Regions from separate parts of the Homo sapiens genome. Here region 1 is linked to region 2. A link is a loop called in an ENCODE intact Hi-C map of the cell type or tissue named here. Cell type or tissue: endothelial cell of umbilical vein. All regions are shown on one strand. Each heading gives the region's core, and the rest is flanking DNA. Links, peaks and the distances in the headings are about the cores only.

Region 1 (5,382 bases), core at 146-5,145, 52 kb after region 2:
TTGGAGGATCTGGGAAGGCTTTTTGGACAAAGTGAGATCTAACTTGGCTAAGAACTAACCAAGAAAGGAGCGGGGAGGAAGAAACAGCCCATGACGAAAGAGTGATGTGTGCACAAGTCCAGAAATGAAAATGAACAAGGTGCATTCCCAGAAGGTAGGAACTTGGAGAGTGAAGGTGCCAGTGGCAAGAGATGAACCCGAAGAGGTGAGCAGGGGCCTGACCACAGAAGGCCTCGAATGCCCTGTGAAGGAGTTGCCTGTGGCCTAAATCTAAGGCAGTGGGCATGAGGAGGGTGTGCCCAGCCCCATTCTATCTACCTAGACTTCAGCAGGATTAAACGGCTTCCTACTCCCAAGCACGACATGGACTTCTAGGATGTATTGCCTTTGCACAAGCTGTCCCTTCTCCTTGAATGCTTTCCCTGTCCCTGACTTCTTTTTTCCTCCTAGGAAATCCCACATGGGCTTATTTAAGGGGCCTCTCAAAGGGCTCTTCTTTTCCAAACCTCTCACAACCCGAAGACTGAATTAATTAATCATTCCCTGCCTCGTGCACATGCTTCTTGTAATAGAAACTTTTGGGGACAGGGTTGGGGGGGGATGGGCAGTGTCTGCTCAAATTAATATCTGTCTTCTTTCAGAATTACCCCCTTTGGTGGCAGCCCAACAGCCACATCTGAGCAGTGTGACCATGTGCCTTGGGCACAGCAGACTCAGTCGGCGAGAACATCAGACCAGATCTGCCTCTCACTTAGAACCCAGGGCTGAGAGATGCTAGTAGGTCTCTTGCTAGGTGCTTTACCTGGGAGAACATTTAAACTTGGGCAACCTCTGCCGTTGTATGGAAGAGGAAAAGCTGAGCAGAAAAATGAACCGCTGCCATGGTCCTTCACAACATTCCAGTGTCTTGTCCTAGTCACTCATGACCTGTGACCAAATGTCTTCATCGTAAGTGATCTGATGGACCCCTGTATCCTCTAACCAACGCTGACTTTTGGTGTGAGCTAGCTGGAATGAGTTTTGGACAATGCTATCAAATAATCCATGAAAAAGACACTTTCTATAGCTCTAACGTCTTTCTACAGCAATTATTAATTTCTATATTAAAGTCAAAGTTGATACGTATGTGACATGGGTGCCATCACTCTCCTAGCCCAATCCCACTAAAGACATGACTAAGCAATCACAGCATTCTCTATCTGGGCCTCACAGGCCAGCACCGTGGTGCTCCGGGTGGCCCCAGAGGAGTTGGCACAAAAGACAAAACTTATTGGCCATCATTGTTCTAGACTGGAATCTACTGAAAGACAGGTACTGTGCCCTTTTCATCATTTAATCACATCAAGCCCTGTGCCTGACACAAGATCAGGATGGAATAAGCCAATGCTTAGATGATAAATGAAGACTATCACCTTTCAGCCTGACTGCTAACTCCTGCTTCTTCCTTCACCTATGTTAGCTCAATGGAAGTTTAGAAAGTATTCATTCTTTCCCAATTTAGAAAAAGGGTAAATAATTAAATTAGTAGTGAAAGAGCTGAAATATAACAGTGCATCTCAGCTTCACACACATTTGTAATCCATCTCTGCTCATCTATAGCTTGTTCTCCTTTTCTATCCCTAGGGACACGGTCACATTTTAAAATTACAACGATTTGCGACAATGATTTCTAAAATCTCGACAGAATCAGAGCACCCCATTCTTTCTGTCTTCTGACTTAATTTTATACCTTCATGAAGTGTGGCCTACTAACTTATTTGGAGATTATTTTGGCAGTTTAGCCATAATTTTTTACAAATTTATATGCAATCTGAAAATACTAACTACAACATGATAGCCCATAAACTTCAAAAACGGCAAATCCTGCAAACTTCAGGAGCTGTAAATTACAGGAAGCCTTTAAATTCCAGGAACTGTGTCTGTCACAGTGAAGTTTCAAAGCTGTTCCTCTCCCCACTTAATGTCTTTATCATATACCTGCCCTCAAACAACAGAGGCTCTACCTTGTCCAACCGTAGCAAAAAGGTTTTCTGAATACCTTGAGAGGCTATGATCAGTCAACCAACAAAAAAGAGCATCTTAAAAATCGGTAACATACCAGCTCCATTAACTGTTTGAGCTGACCTATCTCTTCTGGTAATGATCCAAGTTTGTTGTTACTTGCGATTAAGACTTTGAGAGGCAGACCACACAGGCAGGCAGGCAGGGCGGACAGCTGATTTCGACTGCAAAGACAATACAACAAGAACACATGTAAACAGAAAGGCCACTTCATACTGTCTGTGAACCTGTTTTTAACAAGAAAGGAAAAAGGAGTGATCTGAGAAGACATTTTACAAATACAAGAAGTCCAATATATTTTCTGTGTGACAACTCAAATGACAAGTATGTAAGAAAACAAAATATGTTTTTCTTTTTTTAAAAAAAAATAAAAAATAAAAAATAAGGGTATGGGCAGTTCTCAAAGAGACAACTTTATTCAACACAAGGAATGCCATCAAAGTCCCCCCGCCACCCCGCCACCCCGCCACCGCCACTTAGAAGCTGAGCCCTCGGCCAGCCAGGAGGCAGATGGAGAGCACATCCTGCACAACCAATAGCAACGGGAAGCTGGTGCCAACTGCCCTCTCCTGACAATGTGTGCAGGAAACTCAGCTGGACCAAAGCAACCAGCACCACACAGGCATCATTTCATCCATTGCAGTAGGGATGGGGAAGATAATTTTGCTGCAACTCACAAAACCACCGGGCTCATTTCCAACATTTTGACTCAGCTTCCTTTTGTTAAAACAAGGGTTGCTACAGTTTAAGTCTGTTTTGGTATCTGCAAGAGAGCTAACTAAAAGAGAAAGAAAGGAAAGTTGGTCTTCTGGCAAAGTGGAACTGCAGCCCAGAGGGGTTTAGTTCCACAGAGCAGCCAAAAAAGTCTAAGTTGATGTCTCATCTCTGCTCTACAAGAAGAGGGTCTCTACCCAGAAGTTTCTGAACTTTCTATCATCAATGCTTAGTTTTCATGGAGATGGAAAATACTAGATAAATAAAATCTACGAACCATCCTTATTTATATGTCAGCCATTTATTTCAATCTCCTCCCCCACAAAAAGCCCCTTTTTCCTGCTACCAAGCAAAAAGACAGATGGGTTTCAGTTTCCCTTTCTTTCTCTGCCCTTCTGGTGTTGAAGCCAACAACCACAGAGTGAAATATCTAAAAATCTGTATGTCATTCAGTGTAACTATTTAATAAAACTGCTGTGTGTTTGCACACACATGCATAAAGTTTCAGAAGCTGTGTTCCTGTGTGAGTGTATTTATAGACATGCATGTATCTGTGTATGTGAGGGGGAGAGACAGACAGAATGGAAATACACCAAAATACTATCGGTACTCCTCTTCGGGTATAGGTACAATGGATGGTTTTTATTTCCATTATTATACTTTGATGTATTTTCCAAACTTTCTACAAGTGCTTTTATCATCAGGAAAGAAACATCATTATAAAATGATAAATGTGACCTGGATATGTGTTACGAGTGCTCCTATTTGTGAAAATTCTTTATTTTTTATTTTTTATTTTTTTAATTATACTTTGAGTTCTAGGGTACATGTGCACAACGTGCAGGTTTGTTATATATGTATACATGCGCCATGTTGGTGTACTGCACCCATTAACTTGTCATTTACATTAGGTATATCTCCTAATGCTATCCCTCCCCCCCTCCCCCCACCCCACGACAGGCCCCGGTGTGTGATGTTCCCCTTCCTGTGTCCAAGTGTTCTCATTGTTCAATTCCCACCTATGAGTGAGAACATGAAAATTCTTTGAGATGTATACTTATGATCTGTGCACTTTTCTGAATATATGTCATTCTTCAATTAGAAGTTTGACTCTCCTCCATATGAGGGAGCAGAAATCTGGTTAACTGAAGGGCAGCTCTACCTGATGAGCTCAGAAAAAGCAGGTGCTGTGCTGTGGAAAGAACCTTTCTAATCTGGGCACGGCCTTGTCAACACCTTGATATCTCTGCTGCTCCAGGGCACTCAATTACCCATGTAACTATGTTTTAGCAAGAAGAGATACAGTCATATCTTCTCTCCATTGTGCAGACCCATGGAAAAAGCTATTTCCAGAAAGAGGCAGATTTTTCTTTAAGAGGGTCCAGCAGAAGGAGGGAGGAGATTGAGTGCCCTCCTGGTAGGTTCCTGGCTTGCAAAAGACCAACCAGCTCTTCACTTTCCCTAGTTAGCAGGATTGGACCAAGAGAATAAGGGCAATGGGCCCGCACTGGCACTCTCTCCTGGTCTCTGGGGACGGTGGAAGGGAGGAGCTAGGGCCAGCAGCCTGTGTTTCTGCCTCTCACATCCCTCCCAAGGCTCTCTCTCACCAGCAGGGGCTCAGTGGGACTCTTTTGGCTGGAGGAGGGGGTCTTCCTGTTACCCTGCTGTGAGGGCTTTTTTCAAGCTCCAAAAAAGGCTCCTTCAGAAAAGAGAACTCAGTTTATTAAAAGGTGGCAAGCAAATAATTTGAAATGTAACTTGTGGTTATAAAATATTTGTTAATATGCAATTTTATAAAGTGAGGATCGGCAAATAAAAATGTTAATAAGGCAAGTCTATTTATTTGGAGCCATACGTAAACCTCCTTTTGAAGAGGGATAATGAGAACAAAGATTAGTATTTTCAAGAAAGTTCTACATTCCTATTTTTAGCAGAGTTAACAAATACAAGTTAAGATCTTTCCTACATTTCTTTGCCTGGAAACTCAGAGTTACACTCTAAGTTATCCGTCTCACTAGTTGGTGCAGGGATCTAACCAGATTAGCAGATATGGAACTGGGAGAGTCATGTATCATACTACTTTGAGAAACACAAAGAAAGTTCTGCTCATTCAGATGCGTGAGTATTTGAGATTACATGGGTTTATTCTCATTGGAAATCTTCCAGAGTGGGTACTTACTTAAAATAAAATAAAATTTAAGCTTGTGAAAACATTCATGGTCTCTTTGAGGGGAACGGATGCTTTTTACACTAAAAGCTGCTGATGGAATGGCCTATCTCATATTTATGTTCCATATATGTCTTGTTTACACTGTAGTTAATCATCTGTAGACTTACCAATTCACCATGCTAAGAATTTAGTCACCGTACAGCAGGCCACAGACCTGGGGCACATTTCTTCGACTTCATCTCTCTGCTCCCTCAGCCTCTACTTCATATATTTTATCACAGGATGTTCCTGTATTACTTGTAATTTCCCCAATAGAAAAAGGAAATACACAGGCACACAAAAGCCCATTTGCTCTCCAGCAAATATTTAGACAGGAGAGGAAAAGCTGCATTCCCTTTAATCCTCTACCCACTAGCAACCACAGCAGCAGCCTCAGC
Region 2 (5,382 bases), core at 108-5,107:
TAGTTACATAATATTTCTTGGGTACCTCACGAAGTTGTTCCACCAGCTCTTTCTCTTCTCTCATCTGCTCCATTTTCCTCCGGATTGTAAACTGCGGGTCTATAGATTCCAAATTTCTCTGAGGTCTTAGAAACACTACAATACAAAGGGGAAAAAAAGCCTTTATATAGTGCCTTGTCACATAGGGCTATTCATATTAAAATCAAACAGTATTTTAATTTGTCCAAAATAATTCATTTACCACTCAAAGAAACAAAGAAATTCCAAATCCACAAGAAAAGCCTGGCTCAAGTATTTTAAAAGAGACAATATTTTAAATTGTACTAGTTTGTGTGGACTAACAAGCTGTATTTTTCAGTGATAATAAACTGAACCCAGGGCAAGGTCTGGGTCACTGGGACCATTCCAAGCCACTTGCCTGACAGATGTCCTACTTCACTCATCTTCCCACTGTCTTCATTCTAAGTTTTTATTTACACTCAACCCTTTCATTAAATTCAGATAATTTATTTCAAATAAGGCTCTAGAATTGTTGTATGTATTAAAAATAAGCACAAGTTAATGTTTTTGTTGGCATAAAGTTTTTTGTAAGCCTGAGTTAAGAACTAAGTGATGATTACATATTTGAGGGTGTGGTGGAAACATTCTGCCTTCTAGACTGTCACTGGCAGACTATCTAAAAAGTTAGCCCTTTGGAGATGAGCAAGGACACCTTTTAGGAAGGCTGGCAAGATTGGAAGTAGCTGAAGGGCTCATGGCTGGCTTCAGGTTCTTGAAGTTACGACTTCCAAGAATAGTAACTAACAGCGGGGCATCCTCTGAAATGAGCTGAGAAAACACATGCCCTTCCCTATGAAGGAAAACACCTTTTAGACACCAATCAAGAAGGTAAATAATGTTCTATGCATCGGAGAATGACTACAGCAAGAGTTTTAATTAACTTTTTAATGATACAAAGCCCAGGGCAGACTTAAACTTGATTTTTTTTTTCTTCCTAGAGATTTTTATCCTTGCACATAAGATGGATGAAAGAGCTGTTCAGAGCCTTGGCTCCCCCATCCCACAGACTTTCAGATTGAGGTAGGGAGGGAAAGTCCCTCAGAAAATTTTGGGCAGAGAACTCCAATGTTAGAAATCCATACCACATAGAAGGCTGCATGGTGTACTGAAGTTACAGAAGTTTCAATCATGATGATTTAAACAATGCTGAATAAGAAAGAATGTGTAATTTTTATTCTACCCTGACATACATTTCCTATGGACCTCTTTAGAAGCTATTTCAATATTTCAGATTTCTAGAAATTAAATATGATTTACAAATAGAATACTTTGGATACAAAGACTTGAGTCCGCTCGGTGTAATCAAAAGTCCTGTGCTCGCCTAACTACAATATTTTAATTTCAATTTGTGCCTTTGAACATGCATTCTCCTTCTCACATCTCAGTATTTTCTTTCTAAATTAGTTCTAAGATTCTTGAATTCACATTCTGATGCTCTATGGAAGTTGAGAAAATTGACATATCTTAAATCGTCGACTTGAGAGTTAATGGAGAAAGAGGATGATTTAAGGTACGCAAGGCCTGTCGCCTTCTGGAATCTCAGAGAGGAGTCAGCTTGTGGCCTGGGGCCTCTGCTGGAAGCCACTGAGGGAAGTCACAGGCAAAGAACACCAAAGGCAGTCACAGGAGGGCTGTCACCAAGTCCCACAAAACCCAAACCTCACAGGACGTAGAACCAATTGTTTAAAAAGTAAAGCCAAGGTCAGTAAAAGGACAGAGTGACCAGGCAGGGAAAGATGAAAAGTTCACAGAGAAAAGGGAACTGAGGAAAACTCTGACAAATTAAGACGCATGGAAGAAACTGGAGAATGAATCACATTTTACACCATTTCAAGCAACACCAAAAAAGAGACATATATAAAAATATAAAATATAGAACTAATTTGCACCACCAAATTTACCAAAAAAAGGTCAAGAAATGCAGATAGAGTTGGATAATACACACATATGCCAGCAAGGGGCGCCTCAACACCGTTTAAACACATCGAATGTTTTCTTTGGAGCTGTTACTTTCCTTTGCCTTTTTTCTGGGGGTAATCTTATCTAATAATATTTTCAATATGTTTTTATTGGCAGATTTCAATCTGAATATGAAACTATCAGGAAGTTAAATGAACCATGAGCTTTTGTTCAACACCACATTGCCTTATTAGAGCCCTATGTGAGATATCAGGATAACGAAATGGTGTCTGGGTTTTACTTTCCTGGCATCATTTTTTAATTTTGCATTCCTTTGTATCTTAAAAATATAACATGCATGTGTGGGCATTTGCTCTATGAATGTTAGGCAACCAAAAGTGTTTTAAAAACCAATTGAACTGTATTTTTTAAAATGAACACTTAAAATTATCAGAAATACATAAAATGATCAGAAATAATGACTATATCACTATTAGTTTTCTGAATGTATTCATTACTATGACATATAAGAGAACTTAAGGCAATCTCTTTAGGCTCATAATAAATCTACCAAGTACAAAAGTGCTTGCTTATTTTGCTGGGTTTGTTACAACAGAATAACTTCACCGGGACCATTAAAGTACCTCTGATTAAATTACCTACAGTTTTTTCTTTTCTTTTAATTCCTATTTAAATAATAAATCCAGTGAACGGTCTGGGTCCAGGCTTCAGGAAATTGATCTACAAAAGAATTATTCTGCTTTTCCTTAATTTCATATCACTAAATTTCAAGAGCTCCCTTACTTAATCCAGAGGAATAAAATTTAACTTGAGGCCATGAGACAATATTAAGAAGCAGCCCCCACTGTGAGCATGTATTTTTCAAGTCAAATGCTCCTGTGACTGTTGAAGTGTACATAAGAAAAAAGATGGGTGAGAGAGCAGAGTGTGTGTTATGAGTGTGTTGAAAGAGGTGAAGAGGCGGTGATTGGTTTTGGGGGGCGGGTGGAGAGACACAGTCTCACTCTGTTGCCCAGGCTGGAGTGCAATGGTGCGATCTCGGCTCGCTGCAACCTCAACCACCTGGGCTCACGCGATTCTCCCATCTCAGCCTCCTGAGTAGCTGGGACCACAGGCCTGCACCACCATGCCTGGCTAAGTTTTATATTTTTAGTAGAGGTGGGGTTTCGCCATATTGCCCAGGCTGGTCTGGAACTTCTGGACTCAAGTGATCTACCTGCCTCAGACTCCCAAAGTGCTGGGATTACAGGCGTGAGCCACCGTGCCTGGCCAAGGTAGGCAATTTAAGATGAAGGAAAAAAAATAAGTTCTGCTTAAATTAAGCCTATAGTTTAATTACTGTATGTTGTATAAATAACATTTATTTTTATTTTGTTTTGAGATGGAGTCTCAGTCTGTCGCCCAGGCTGGAGTGCAGTGGCACGATCTCGGCTCACTGCAAACTCCGCCTCCCAGGTTCAAGAGATTCTCCTGCCTAAGCCCCCCAGATAGCTGGGATTACAGGTGCCTGCCACCACGCCTGGCTAAATTTTGTATTTTTAGTAGAGACAGGGTTTCACCATGTTGACCAGGCTGGTCTTGAACTCCTGACCTCAAGCGATCCACCTGCCTCAGCCTCCCAAAGTCCTGGGAATTCAGGCGTGAGCTACTGCACCCAGCATAAATAACATTTAAAGAATGAAAAAGATTTGCACATATACGCAATTTACTTAGCAGAAGAGATAAGCATGGACCCTGCAGGGTATAATGAAATGCTTACGTAGAATATCAAATTCATACTTGCAGATATAGGTCAAATTCCACTGATCTTTCCATCATTTTCTGCCTTTTCTTTCACTCTTTACCCCATCCTCATCTCTGAGCTGGGAGTAATCTCTGTCTTCTGTGAGCATACAAAATTCTTTTATCTGTGTCTCTCCCATGGCACTCACCACTTTCTATCTTACAGTAGAGTGATATTTCGCTCCATTATGGATCTGTAAATGTTTATGTCTGTTTCCAACTTGTACCCTCTATTCCTGCCCCACAAAGCAGTGAGTGGGGCAGAATGAGTTTGTTGAACGAGTAAATGAAACAAACGTTTCAAACACTCCCTCACTTAAAGCTCAGTCTGTTTGGAGAACGTCATTGCAAAGATTATTCTATTCTGATGATCAGTCGCCTGAGTTTTTCCTCTTATGAATAATCTCCTAAACTTAGTTTCTAGGTGTGAATGCATTAGACTCTGAAATAAATGTTATATGAAAGCAAAGAGATTTTGGCTGTCTCTTTCAGAGCTGCATCCATAGTAATGAGCATCATGTGTAGCACATAATAGGCACTCAGCAGATATTTAAGGATGTGTACAAGAAACCATTTATGTACTTGTTGTGAGAACATCTTTGAGTCAAGCAAAGAAAGAAAGCCCTTTGCTCTAAAAATTGCCCAAATGCACTTTCTCATTTAATTATTGCATGAAATGCATCTTCATATGAAAAATATTTATACCTAAATTTAACTGAATGAGAGGAGATTTCTTCTCTGTGGAAACATGAAGTTTTAAAATGTAGCTCTCAACTTCTCCTTGGAAGTTAAGAACCTGAACTGGACATGATGTTTAAGATATACAAACTCAAAGGCAGCAGTATCTTGGCTTTGAAAAAATATCACGAGCTTTAGATCCAGGCTACTGTGAATCAGAACTCTCACTAGCTGATTCATTCATTCCCTTCTGGTGCCTAAAATTGAACTGGACACATTCGGTGTCCTCAAAATGCTCACATTTCTTCTCTATGGTCTTAGACAATTTACTTAACCCAGTGACTGTCAACCTTACTTGAACACCACATAACATCCCATAAAAAGAAGTAAAACAAATGACCAGTGCTTAGACTCAATGCTACACCAAATAAATTAGCATTTCTGACTATGGGGCCTAAGTGACTATAGTTTTACAAAACGCCCAGGTGATTCTAATATAAAACCAGAGTTAAGAGCCACTAAAAAGCCTCTTATATCCTCAGTTTCTTCATTTCTCTAATGGGAAAAATAATACCTATAGTGCAAGATTACTGTAAAAAATTAAGGAAAATATCTGTAAACTGGTACAAGATACATGGTTATTTCAGAGACTAATGTAAACTGGTCCATTCATCCATTCTCTGGTGATAACTTAAAGATTAATTTTCAATAAGTATAAATTAGCACCTACAAATTCACTGCAAATGAAAGAGCAAAAATGACCCCAAAGAAGATAGAAATGGTTTTTAACTTCAAAGTGAAGGGAAGAGGAAAGATTCAGTAAGAGGACACAAGAGCAGGGGGAAAAGCAGAAGTTAAACTATCAGGTTAAAAACGGAGGTTAAAGCTGTCCCATCCAGCTCCAGGGGTGGGCCCAGAGAAACCTACAGACAAACGTCCACA

The links. Peaks named below come from ENCODE experiments on the same cell type or tissue, not always from the same donor. Only the 100,000 strongest peaks of a DNase experiment are listed, where the experiment ranks them.
Region 1: it touches region 2 in a loop (2.7-fold over the local background); 2 of 110 quality-filtered maps call a loop at or near these places.

Annotation. Positions count from the first base shown.
Region 1 is chr13:46,665,873-46,671,254 of GRCh38, reverse strand. LRCH1 (leucine rich repeats and calponin homology domain containing 1) reads right to left here. Exons shown (of 20, transcript NM_001164211.2): 3 at 2,099-2,225. Among named protein-coding and RNA genes, the nearest start is that of LRCH1, 120 kb to the right of the region's middle. RefSeq lists enhancers at 2,904-2,953, 3,014-3,233, 3,749-3,798. In endothelial cell of umbilical vein, for the core only: no CTCF peak of the experiment used is centred there; a DNase peak (open chromatin) is centred at 2,664; H3K27ac peaks cover 838 bases.
Region 2 is chr13:46,717,974-46,723,355 of GRCh38, reverse strand. It overlaps LRCH1 (leucine rich repeats and calponin homology domain containing 1), which reads right to left. Exons shown (of 20, transcript NM_001164211.2): 17 at 26-135. Among named protein-coding and RNA genes, the nearest start is that of ESD, 76 kb to the left of the region's middle. In endothelial cell of umbilical vein, for the core only: a CTCF peak has its summit at 2,024; a DNase peak (open chromatin) is centred at 2,075; H3K27me3 peaks cover 873 bases.